Linked DNA regions of Mus musculus: region 1 is linked to region 2. Evidence: chromatin contacts called from ENCODE Hi-C or POLR2A ChIA-PET data. All regions are on one chromosome and are shown on one strand. The core of a region is the stretch at or near the end of the contact, and the rest is flanking DNA. Distances in the headings are between cores, read along the strand shown.

Evidence for each region. A loop is a pair of places that touch in the nucleus more often than their neighbours do. ChIA-PET counts read pairs that join two places held with the same protein, here RNA polymerase II (POLR2A).
Region 1: a loop to region 2 is called in a map of heart, with 4 times the contacts of the local background. The contact joins the promoter of Plaa here to the promoter of Caap1 in region 2. A Hi-C loop is called at or near these places in 12 of 37 maps with a recorded cell type or tissue (T-helper 1 cell, T-helper 17 cell, gastrocnemius and 3 more). POLR2A ChIA-PET finds 5 or more read pairs at or near these places in 3 of 5 experiments (Patski and embryonic stem cell).

Annotation. Positions count from the first base shown.
Region 1 is chr4:94,601,085-94,607,434 of GRCm38, reverse strand. It overlaps Plaa (phospholipase A2, activating protein), which reads left to right and starts at 4,188. Exons shown (of 14, transcript NM_172695.2): 1 at 4,188-4,558. The coding sequence starts at 4,410. It also overlaps a transcript of Ift74 not described here.
Region 2 is chr4:94,552,992-94,559,530 of GRCm38, reverse strand. Caap1 (caspase activity and apoptosis inhibitor 1) reads left to right here and starts at 2,735. Exons shown (of 6, transcript NM_026368.2): 1 at 2,735-3,069. The coding sequence starts at 2,827.

The DNA.
Region 1 (6,350 bases), core at 2,939-5,438, 46 kb before region 2:
ACTGGTGTGCTCTTCCCTAGAGAAGACCTTCTTTCCCATCACCTGCTCTCCTTAGTTGCCTATAGTTCTTTGTGTATCGTTGAGGCCCTGAGTGCATTCCCTGTCCATGTTAGCATGGCTGTTGTGGTTGTCCATGTTCAGCTCATTATTAACCATTTCTAAAGCTAAAGCTGGGGCCAGAGAGACAGCCTGCAGGTAAAGATGCCCGCTGCCAAGGTACCTGAATTGGTTCCCTGGACCCCGTGTACTTGGACAACTAACTCCTATTAGTTGCCCTTTGACTTCCACATGAACACCATGGCATATGTAGATGGTGGATGTGCATACACATGTAACAAAGCATTTTTTAAAGAGGTGAAATCCATTTTATCTTTCCTGTTTCTGTTCTAAGGGACTTGGACTTTTAACAATTACCTTTTTTGGGGAAGCAGTCTGAGTCTCAAGTTTTAAAGAACTGTAACTACAAGATTCCTGCCATGTTACCTTCATGCACTTTTAACATTTTATTTCATGTATAAACCCATGGTTCCTAACTATTAATAGTTCAACCTTGGTGGTTTTGAGTATATGATACTGTGGAGGTCATGTGGATTACGTAGAAGCCACAGTTCACATGTGGTATTTTGTTTTTTCTCAATGGACTGGTGGAATATATGATATTCTTTTTTTTTTTTTTTCTTTTTCTTTTGGTTTTTCGAGACAGGGTTTCTCTGTGTAGCCCTGGCTGACCTTGAACTCAGAAATCTGCCTGTCTTTGCCTCCCAAGTGCTGGGATCAAAGGCATGTGCCACCACTGCCCAGCATGACATGATATTCTGTTGCAATACTGAAATGCAACTAGCTTCAGATCCCAGCCAGCCAAGGTGGATCACAAATGCATAATTGTTCTGAGTGTGATTAAGAAACAGACTAAGGAGCTAGTCAACTTTTCCTTATCAAATACGATTTGTGCCTAGAGTTTTTGCTCAGCAGCAGGCTAATATAAATGTTCTAAGTGTATCTAAAGTGGAATAGGCTAACAATGGTACTTGATAGCTCAGTTTAATGTTAAATGCATTTTTGAAAGTTTTAGTTACTATGAGTAGTGTGTGTATGTGTGTGTGCGCGCGCATGCTTGCAGAAGTATACACTTCAGTGTGTGTGTGTGTGTGTGTGTGTGTGTGTGTGTGTGTGTGTGTGTGTGTATCAGAGGATGACTGTGGAGTCAGTTCCTTTCTGCCAACTTTACTGAGGTTCTGGGAATCAAATTTAGGTAGTCAGGCTTGTATGACAAGCATCTCTACTTGCTGAGCTATCTCTCTGGCTTCTTAACTACATTTTTGCTTATGACATTTGCAACTTGTGAGAAAGCAGCTCCTTTATAAGTTGAGGATCACCTATATTTTGGTATCTTAATCCAAGCATTTGACTTTGGCCAAAGAAGTTAACATTTTTGGAGACCTAAAAGAACAATATTCCTAAAACATTGTTCTTTTAAAATACTCTGCAATTTGACTTGAAGTATAGTACACTGCTAAATTAAAACCACCTTAAAATTGAGATCCTTCTGACTTCCTGTACTTTCCCCTACTCCCAATGCAGGAAGAGACTTTCAGCAAAGTTACCTTTCAACCTGACCAGAGCAGCCAAGAGGAACGGAAAGCCTGAATCTTTCTACTGAAAAATCTCATTAACCAGAGAAGACTAAACTCACACTGCAGGACAAAAGCTCAGAGTCTGTCAGCAACTGGACATATTTTTGTCACAAACGGCTGTCCCTTAGAGAATAACCCACAAACTGAGGTTTGTTCTTTGAGTCAGCCAAAGTTTGTCCCAGCATTGTATGCTTTTCAAACTTACTTTTTACAAAAACTGCTTACAGCCACTTAATATTTTCCGTAACTCCAAATTTCTTTTCCCTTTAGACATGAAGAGGGTTGGAAATACAGCGTAGTAGTGTATGCTTACCATGTTCATGTGAACCCTTGGTTCTACTTCTAGAATGATAAAAGCTCAACACACCTACAGACATGAGGTATATCAGCATCTATCATGTGTGACCAACATATGCCCATGGGCCACTGGATAGCTGACAATGTGTCCCAATCAACTGCTCTCATAGCCAAGGCCAATGTGAGACTGTTTAATAAAACTTACCTGGGTTGTTGAGATGTCTGAGTGGGTAAAGCTGCTTGCCACCCCACCAAGCCTGAGGACATGAGTTATAACCTCAGGAATGATGTAGTAGAAAAAGAGAACCTCTTTTTGTAAGTTTGTCCTTTGGCCTCTCTGTATGTATATCCTGGTGCATGCACAAACACACACACTCACGTACAAATATACACACAAAGAGACTAAACATAATAAAAACTAAAAGGAAAACAAAAACAAAGCAACAGCAACTATAAAAACATTGAAAAAAGAGTGAAATGTCCTAAGAAAATTTAATCTTGCAGAAATGATTGCTATACAAATATGTCACGACACCATGAACACTAAAGAGGCAATAATAAAACTGTATTAGTCTAAAGAGGAACTAGGAGGGTCCAGAAGATATACAGTATTGAACTGTGACAGATGGAGAAAAGATTACAGACTAATTGTGTGTGTATGTGTGTGTGCTTGTTGAGGGGTATGTGTATATGTGTGTGGTGTGTGTGATGTATGTAAATGGGTGTGTGGTATGTTAATTCGGGTGAGACATTTGTGGTGTATGGTCTGTTTGTGTGTGGGGGTGGGTGGGTGGTGTGTTTTCTTAAGATAGGAATTCTTCCTGTAGCCAGAATGACCTAGACCTCATTAGATAGGCTATGCTTCATTCTCATGATCCTCCTGCATCAGCCTCTCATAGCACTAGTTTTTGTTTGTTTTAGGAATCTAGAAACAACAACTTCAAACATGGTATGTTCAGAGAAAGATGGCAAATTCAATATGGCTGAGGCAGACACACACCTAAGGGAAAAGACCTTAGCAAAATAAATTAGGGAAATGGGGAAGGCCTTATACAACAGTGTATTCTCAAGAACGAAAAGCTGTTGGGGCTGGAGAGATTACTCAGTGGTTAAGAGCACTGGCTGCTCTTCCAGAGGTCCTGAATTCAATTTCCAGAAACCACATGGTGGTTCACAACCATCTGGAATGGGCACCCGATGCCACTTTCTGGTGTGTCTGAAGGCAGCGACAGTATACCTACATTCATGAAATAAATCGACATAAAAAAATAAATAACGAAAAGCTATTGGGGTTACCGAACAAAGTGGAATAATACATTTCAGAGCTAAAGTCAAGAGAAACACACACACACACAGAGGAATAGTGATTTCAAGCCTAGAATGAAAGTTTTAAGAAGAGTGAAGAAAAACACACAAATTGGATTTGGCAACTTAACAAAGGTTTGTGGTGTGATGGATGCCGTGCTACAATACGGAAAGCTAACTTTACTACAATGTAGACTGACAATCTCAATGCAATGTAGTGAGACTCCTACCTACACCATCGGGGTTTGGCTAAAAATATATATTCTCACCTGTAATTTCAGAGTTCAGAGACTGGAGCAAGGAACCACGAGTTTTAGGCTAGCCCGAGCTACCGTAAGACCTTTTAAATAATTAAAGGCATTTTCTGCTTCACCTTAGACCTTCTGCGCCAAACCTCGGGCAAACAGTGGTCACGTTAGGGGAGAATGGGCACCCGATCATTCTGCAAAATCTGGTATTATAGGGGGTAGCTTGAGGTGAAGGCAAGTTCATTAAAAGTTCCCACTTTGGCTTCAGATTCAGTCATCTTAAATGAAAAAAAAAACAATTAACTGATGAAAATCTTGGGAGACTCTCCAGAATCAAGCAGAAAATGGGCAAACAAATCGTGGCGTAAGGCAAACAAGCAATTTTGCTCTACTACTCAGAGTAGTCAAACGAGCACCTAGATTTAAAACATCCGGATTCAGCGCGCCGGCGAGTCACTCGGGACGCTCGGCATTGTGGGATTTGTAGTTCCGATTTACCCTCCTCCAACTACTACAGATTTTCGGTTGTTCTCTGAAATGGACCGGGTTCCGACCGGACCCAGACCTCCGGCGCCTACGCAGAATTTCCTGATCTCACCGTCCCTTCTTCGGCCGGCGATCCAGGGCGCAGAAGGATAGAGGGCCCGGTCCGTGATGCTCAGCAGCCCGACGCACACACTCTGCGTCACCGCGGGCCGCGGCGGATGATGAATTCCGGCGTGTGTGTTAGGGTTGCTGTGTCACTCAGGCGGCTCGGCGCGCCCCTTCCCCCGCGGTCCTTCCGCACCGGCTGACTGGCTCTTCCGGTCTCCGGCGCCCCTCTCCTGCAGGCGGGTCTCGGGCCGCAGCCTGGCGCACGCCGGCTCGGGCCTGTGGACGAGTCTCGCGCTGTGCCCGGGGGCCGGGCTCCGGATCCACGCTGGCCATGGCGAGCGGCGCCTCCAGATACCGGCTGAGCTGCTCGCTCCCGGGCCACGAACTGGACGTGAGGGGCCTGGTGTGCTGCCTCTACCCGCCGGGAGCCTTTGTGTCTGTGTCCCGGGATCGGACCACCCGCCTCTGGGCTCCAGACAGGTGAGCGCTGCTAGTCCCGCCGCCCGCGGGTGGACCACAGGCTTGCAGACACGTGGGAGGAGTGACCCTCCTTCCCTGCCCTGAATCTCTCCCTCTTCCTGGTGTCCGCGCTGCTCCTGCCTCCCTGCCGAGTCCCGAGCTTTGGCTTTTCGGGCGCTGTCTGTGAAACCGACAAGATTTCGGGGGAATGAGTATGGATAGGATTGGAGGACCTGGCTGGCTGTCCTAACTTGACCACTAACGGGCGACTTGACCTTGGACGAGCATCTTAAAACACCTTAAGGGCCTTCAGCTTTGGCAGATAACCCCTTAGGTTTCTTTTAGTCTTTAGTATTTATTGCTGCTTGCGCCCTCCCAGTTTCGGCTCGATGAAAACTTCTGGCTTGCCCCTCGGGCTCCGATCTTAGGAGTTGCTCTGTAGTCATCCCTCAGATTTAAATTTTTGAAGACTATAATTCTCAGTAATTGCTTTACAGAGAATTACACATGGTGTCCTCTCTTGGTTGTCCAAGTTATAGTCTGTTTGGGGAGGAGAGGATGAACCTCCTCAAATGTTATCGTTGTGTAGGAATGTTCTGTTTTTTCGAGGAGGAAAAATTATCATTGCTTTGAAGTTCTGCCTTCAATTCCCCCCCACCCACCCACCCACCCACCCACACACACTCCACCACCACCAAAAATAAATAAATAAATAAAATAACCAAAAAGTTAAAATCCAGCCCAAATCAATATCAGAGGTTGCGTTTAAAGCCCTGATTAGTCGAAAATTTTATGACAGCAAACAGGCTAGTGATTTTGGGAAGGTAAATTGAATTTAGATGATGAGATACATATATATGTATTTCCTGGGGAGAAAGACATCACTGACAGGAGGACAGGTGCTCTCTGTTTACAGAACTTTATTATATTCTCTCGTGAGAATATAGAGTTAGACCGGAAAGATATTAGTAGGAACCTTTTTTTTTTCTTGGAGGTGTTTCTCCTGTGTGTGTGTTGAAGCGGATATCTCTTATTAGATTGAGTAAGCTGATCTTGAAGGGTGGACTGGGGGAACTTTAAAGTGGAAAAACTGTAGTTGGAGAGCTACGTTCCAGAGAGGCAGAAGACATAGTATGCCGTGAGTGCAGGTCCTGAAGGCTAGCAGAAGCCAGGTTGTAGTGTTTATATGGAAAAACACTTGAATTGGGGACTGGAGAGTTGTCTCAGCCGTTAAGAGCACTGACTGCTCTTCCAAAGGTCCTGAGTTCAAATCCCAGCAAACCACAAGGTGGCTCACAACCATCCGTAATGAGATCTGATGCCCTCTTCTGGGCTGTCTGAGGATAGCTACAGGGTACTTACATATAATAAATAAATAAATCTTAAAAAAAAAGAATAAAGAAAAGTCTAAAGGCAAAGCATGGAAGTAGATTTGTTTGATGGCTTTTGCAGTGCAGCCACTGGAGGATGGTAGAGTAGAGTAAGAATGTTCAAGAGCCAACCGCTGTGTTGAATTGGATATGGCCTCACATAGTCTCTTCCAACTATTCAGAGTCTAATATCCTAAACCGCTTAATAAAACTAGGAATAATTATAATTATTGGTGAAAATTGTACCTCTAAAACAGTCCTTGTTCTCATTAAATAAACTTCAGAAATATTGGGGTATAGCACGTAGCTCACTGCTTGGCCTACGTAAGACCCTAAATTCAGTGGCCAACAAATGAAACTAAGTCCAGTAGAAGCATATATCTTTCTAAAAGGATGAAAACATTGGTTTAAGGAGTACCTATTCTAAAGGATGCCTGTTTTTG
Region 2 (6,539 bases), core at 1,486-3,985:
CACGCTGTGTGTGCTTAAATGCCCCTCAGGTCAAGTGTGAAACTATAAAGGTATTTGAGCTTACCAAAATTGACAGGAGGCCATAGTAACTTTCCAGTTTGGCTTGAATTCAAGCTTTGTGACACTGGTAGCTGGTTACCCTAGGAACTGAGTCTCCTTTCAGATACAGATCTCAGCATTTACTAATTTGTATGCTTGCTGTCTTTCATAAATATTATTGTCTCTCTTGATGTCTTAGAACCACACATAAACCTACTAGAATTATGGATGCTCAGCAGCTGGACATGATTCAGGAATTTTTTGTATTACATGACAGAAACCCTCACTTAGGAGACCCTTGCTATGTAAAATTTACTTCAGGACTCATAACTGCAGCTTTGTAGGACAACTACTTAAGATCAAGTTTCTAGCAACACGGTACATTCAGTTCTTTTTTTTTTTTTTTTTAAGATTTATTTATTTATTTATTTCATGTCTGTCAGTACACTATTGCTGTCTTCAGGCACACCAGAAGAGGGCATCGGATCCCTATTACAGATGGCTGTGAGCCACCATGCGGGTGCTGGGAATTGAACTCAGGACCTCTGGAATGTGCTCTTAACCACTGAGCCATCTCTACAGCCCTACATTCAGTTCTTATGTCTTGAGAGCGATCAACTGATTATCCCTATGTCCTAGAGAAAGATTTTAATCAAAATGGGTAATTAAGAGAGCCTGGGGAAAAATCACAAAAAAATGAGGCCATTTTTTTTTTTTTTCTGGAGACAGGCTTTCTCTGTGTAGCCCTGGCTGTCCTGGAACTCACTTTGTAGACCAGGCTGGCCTCAAACTCAGAAATTCGCCTGCCTCTGCCTCTGCCTCCGGAGTGCTGGGATTAAAGGCGTGCGCCACCACACCCGGCAAAGATTTATTTTTAACATGTTATGTGCTTGTATGTGTTTATGTGGAAGTATGTGTACATGAGTGCAGATGCCGATAGAGGCCAGAAGAGGGTGTTGGACATTGTAGACATTGTATTGTTGTAATAATAGCAGTGCATCATTAACTACTGAGCTATTTTGTCATAGTGAGATGAAACAAAATTCTGCTATCCTTGTCAGTACAAGAAATTGAGACAATTATTTTGTTGTAACATAATTTTGGCTCTTTAAAAAGAAGTCAGTCCTGTGTGGCTCCATACAGGACTGATACATAGTACTGGCTCAGCATGCACAAACCCCTAGGTTTGATCTCAGCTTTACATAAATTAGGCCAGGTGTTGCATGCCAATAATCTCAATACTAGGGAAGGGGAAGCAGGAAGATCAAGTGTTCAAGCCTAGGACTGGAGAGATGGCTCAGCAGTTCAGAGCAATTATTGCTTTTCCAGAGTTCCTGGGTTCCGTTCCCAGCATCCATATGGTGGTTTACAACCATCAGTAATTTTTTTTCCAGGGATTCAATGCCTTCTCTTGGTCTCTGAGGGCACCAGGCAGTGGTGTGGTACACATGTCTATATGTAAGTCAAAACATTCATGTACACAAAATAAATACATCAATCTAAAAACAAATGAACAAACCAACCAAACCCTAAAAGAAACAGTTCAAGGCCATCCTTAGCTGTACGTGTGGCAGGCCAGTCTAGACTCGGAGAGAACCTGCCTCAAAACAACTGTGAATAAAAACTCCTGAAAAGCTGCGTCCGGCTGTGAACAACAATAAGCCTGGAAAAAAAAAAACAAAAACAAAAAACAAACAAACAAACAAAAAAACAAACCTGGAATGAGTCTGTGTCTACAGAGACTGATGGATGAATTAGAATTTCAGTACTGTGAAGAGGTTGGAATTTTGTAAGTTCACAGGCTAATTACTTCATCGTGGGCTATTTTAGCCTCCAGGAACAGCCAGCCATTCCTTGCCCCACTGTGTATCTATCTGTGACTAAACTGATTCGACCGCTCCATGGTATAGGTAAAAAGGTTTTTATTGTAGAGAGAACAGCCAGAGGCATCTGTAAGAGTTCACAGGGAAGAAAGAAGGCTGAACATGGCCAGGGCTATCTGTTTCTTGCTTTCTTTTTTCTTTTGTTTTTGTTTTTGTAGACAGGGTTTCTCTGTGTAGCCTTGGCTGTCCTGGAACTCACTTTGTAAACCAAGCTGGCCTTGAACTCAGAAATCCGCCTGCTTCTGCCTACCAAGTCCTGGGATTAAAGGCGTGCGCTACCACCGCCGGGCTACTAAACTCACATTGTTGAACACTGAAATACTATAGGAACTTGTCTTCCTTCTGACATCCTTTCCATTCCTTTAAAAGTAACATGAAATCATGCTACGAAATTAGTTTTAATGATACAAAATACGGAAGCATAAGACTGTTATTTTTGCACAAGTCCTTAAAGTGTACAAAAAAAAAAAAAAAAAAAAAAAAACCCTGCTCAAATGAGGTCGTAGTGAGATGAAGCAATTTTTTTTATTCTGAAATTCTTTTTATTGTTATATCGTTGAATCAAACGAGGGAATCGAAGGTAGAAGAAATTGGAGACTCAGCAACTTTAATTTTACCTTCCAACGTACTTGTAAGCTGAGAAACACTGAAAGGAATTAAATCTTCCCAGAGGTTGGGAAAAAGCAAACAGATCCGTTGGACCACACGTCACCTTTTAAACTCCAGACAACCTCAGCAGCTGGCACAGCGCATCCGAGCCCCGCCTCCAGAAGCTACGCGTAGTAAAACGCGCCGGGACCGGAAGTGACGCCAAGTCTGCGACAGCAGCGCCGGCCGCTACGGAAGCGGGGTTCTGTTGCTGCAGAGACGGTCGGCTGTCGCCGATGGTTGCAGCGCGAGGACCATGACGGGGAAGAAGTCTTCCCGAGAAAAGCGGCGCAAGCGGAGCGGGCAGGAGGCAGCCGCGTCGCTCGCAGCCCCGGACCTGGTGCCCGTGCTGAGCGGGAGCGCGGGTGGGTGCGGGAGCGGCGGCTGCTGCGGGGTCGCCGGCGGCGGGACGAGTGTGGCGGGCGGCGCGGAACGAAGCGAGCGCCGAAAGCGGAGGAGCACCGATTCGTCCTCCAGCGTCTCGGGCTCCCTGCAGCAGGTGCGTGCCTCGCCTCGCGCCGTCTCCCGGAGCTGCGGCCCCTCAGAAGAGCCGGGCTGCAGAGCCGCGCGGGCGCGGGCAGAAGCTCATTGTTAGTGCCGGGGTCCCTTGGGCCGCCGGTTCCGTTCTGAGTCCGTTTGAACTCTTCCCCATGTATTAAACTTTTAAGTTTCTGGATTTACTGATCAGTACTCCTTCCCCATTAAACTTTCGCGGTTTCTTTTACTTGTGGTTTCCCCGATCTCCGTAGAGGATCTGTGGGTCGGGAAGTAGTTACAAATGCCGGTGTAAGCACTGACCACCACTATTTAATAGATTCTGATTATTTTCACATTACACACACATTAAAAAAAAACCCACAACAACAAACACCTGAGACCCAAGTTCAGGAATTTCACCCACAGTCACAGTCGCAAGAATTTCGTAGTTCCTACATTTGAATTCAACAGCTGGGACCAAAATGTGTTTCTTATGCATCATCAACCTGCCGCGATACCACTATTTAAAACAGTAGTTTGTAACTTACTGTAAAACAAATGACTGTGTTCTTAAAATTCATCGGACACAGAATCAAGGCAGGAGTTCAACGCCCTTCGTAGTGCCTCTTGATATGCATACCTTCTGTGGATGAGTAGCCACTCTTCATTGTTTACTTTTACGAATGTAATTGGGTATATTCTCGCATTGAATGGGTCTCCTTCCATACATGGTGTGTTTTAGGTTTCCCAGTATACTCGTATCTCTATTGTAGAATATTTAGGTTTTCAGTTTTATTGATTTTTATATACAATACCAAATGGAACAAACTTGTCATAGATCTTGTGCAAGAGTTACGTAGACTTGGACTTACAGAAATGAAATTGCAGTGTCAAAAGTATATACGTTTAAAAAGGTGATGAATTCCACTTGCTCTGCATATCGGCACCATATGCTGTATTGACCAAATGCTTCATGCTCGAGCCACTTGGGCTTCACAGCACAAATGAACCAAACTCTATATATGTAAAGCCAAACTGTTCTCTTAAAATAAAACACACAGGAAATAGAACCAAATACTTTTAAAGCAAGACTTAACTGATTTATAGTTGAAATAGTATGGATATTCATGTCTGCCAGTCTTCACAAGCATGTTATCTTCCTTACATGGCCACCCCACCCCCAACGCCCGCCCCAATCTCCAATAGCCCTTGCTAGCCTGGAACTTGCTCAATGTATGCTCCTTAGACCATGTTGGCCTCAGACTTAGCATCCACCCTCCTGCCTCTGGCCTTGGAATGCTGACATTACAGGTGCGTCCCCCTCCCATCCCTGTTTTTTCTTTTTTAGAGAGTGGTCAGATGGACAGACCAAGTAATTATTACTTTTTTTTTTTTTTTGGTTGTTGTTAGTTTGTTTTTTGAGTCAGGGCCTTACTGGTCTGGAACTCAAAAAAAATTTTTTTTTGCCTGCCCCGGTCTTCTGAGTACTGGGATTAAAGGCATGTGCCATTGTACTCGGCTAACATTGTTTTAATATGTATGTTCCTGATGAATGGTGGTACTGAACATTTCTACATTTTTATTTACCCTTTGATTCCTTGTGTAGTTGTATAGATTCTTTGCTTGTTCTTCCTTTTATTCAGTGTTTCACTGAGAAGTCTCATACATATTTCAATTAAGCGTTAGTTTTAAACTTGTGTATACAGTAATGGTTAATATAGCTTGGTTTAAAGCACTGCTCTACCGTCCTAATGCTGCAACCCTTCAATACACTGACTCATATTGTGATGACTTCCAACCATAAATTTATCTTCCTTGCTACTCCATAATTGTATTTTTGCTACTGTTTTGTAAATATCTGTTTTCCCATGGTCTTAGGTAATCCCGTGAACGGGTCATTAGACCGCTCCCCAAGGGGTCTTGTCCTATAGGTTGAGAACTGCTGGTTTAAAGTGTGCTGGAGGGCTTGAGTTTTGTCTTGTTTTTTTCTTTTTTGATATCCAGAGCTGGTATTTTTTTTCTTTTACCTTCCAGATTTTGTGGTTTGGAAGACTGTAAAATTTATAAAAGTTATTCTGTATTTTTTAAATACTTCACACATTTCACATTTATTTATTTAATTGAGCATATAGCACGATCTATGTGGAGTCAGAGGACAACGTGCAGGTATTATTTCCAGCACGTGGGAAGGACTGGGCTCTCATGTTAGGATGGTGACAAGCACCCTTACTGCTGAGCCAGCTCACTTACCTGCACTTGCCAGCTCTCTTCCCATAGGTTTTGTATTCAAAGATTGTTTAGTTTTTAAAGTTTTTATTTACCTTTATTTTATGTGCTTTGATGTTTTACCTGAATGTATGTCTGTGTGAGAGTGTCAGATCTTGTATTTACAGACAGTTGTGAGCTGCCATGTGGGTGCTGGGATTTGAACCCAGGTCCTCTGGAAAAGCAGTCAGTACCCTTAACCACTGAGCTATTTCTCCAGCCCCTTCTAATCTTTTTTTTTTTTTTTTGGAGAAAGGGTTTCTCTGTATAGCCCTGGCTGTCCTGGAGCTCACTTTGTAGAACAGGCTGGCCTCCAACTCAGAAATCCACCTGCCTCTGCCTCCCAAGTGCTAGGATTAAAGGTGTGCGCCACCACTGTCCAGCTAATAGTGCTTTAATATTAAAATGATTTTTATTTATATTTTTAATGTGCATTGGTGTTTTGTCTGTATATATGTCTGGGTGAGGGAGGGTATCAGATCTTGGAGTTATAGGCAGTTGTGAGGTGCCATGTGGAGAGAGCTCCTATCCTCTGGAAGAACAGCAAGTGCTCTGAACTGCTGTGCCATCTCTCTAGACTCATACTTTTTAACATTACAACTTTTTTTTTGGCTTTTCCGGGCAGGAAACTCACTCTATAGACCAGGCTGACCTTGAACTCAGAAATCCGCCTGTCTCTGCCTCCCAAGTGCTAGGATTAAAGGCATGTGCTACCACTGTCCAGCACATTACAAGTTTTAATTAGGACTCATGGATTCAACTACTTATATGATTTTCTTCTACCTAGTCACATTATTTTTTTATTAGTCATTTTCTGCAATATTTCTGCTCACACTGAATTTTGACAATTTTAGCACTTCTTTTGTTGTTAATTTTGAATTATCAGAGTCTAGGATAGTGTTAGATTGTAGCAGTGATAATGGGCGTTCTCTTCCCATTTTTTTTTTTAAAGTAAGACTCCCTCCTTCCCTTCCTCCTTCTCCCTTCCTCCTCCTGTCTTTTTCCTTCCCTTCTATATTGAACCCAGGGCCTTGAACCTGTTAGGCAAATGCTCTAACACTGAGCTACACATCTAGCTCTAGTGGGAACAGTTTAATGATGTACCAGTAAGTGTATTCATGACAGAATGTGAAGGTGACTTTGCTCAGGTCAAGAACATTTTTTCAACCCTGGGTTCTGTGGGTTTGGTTTTCTCATGTGGCTTCTTGGCATGGTGTTGATGTGACT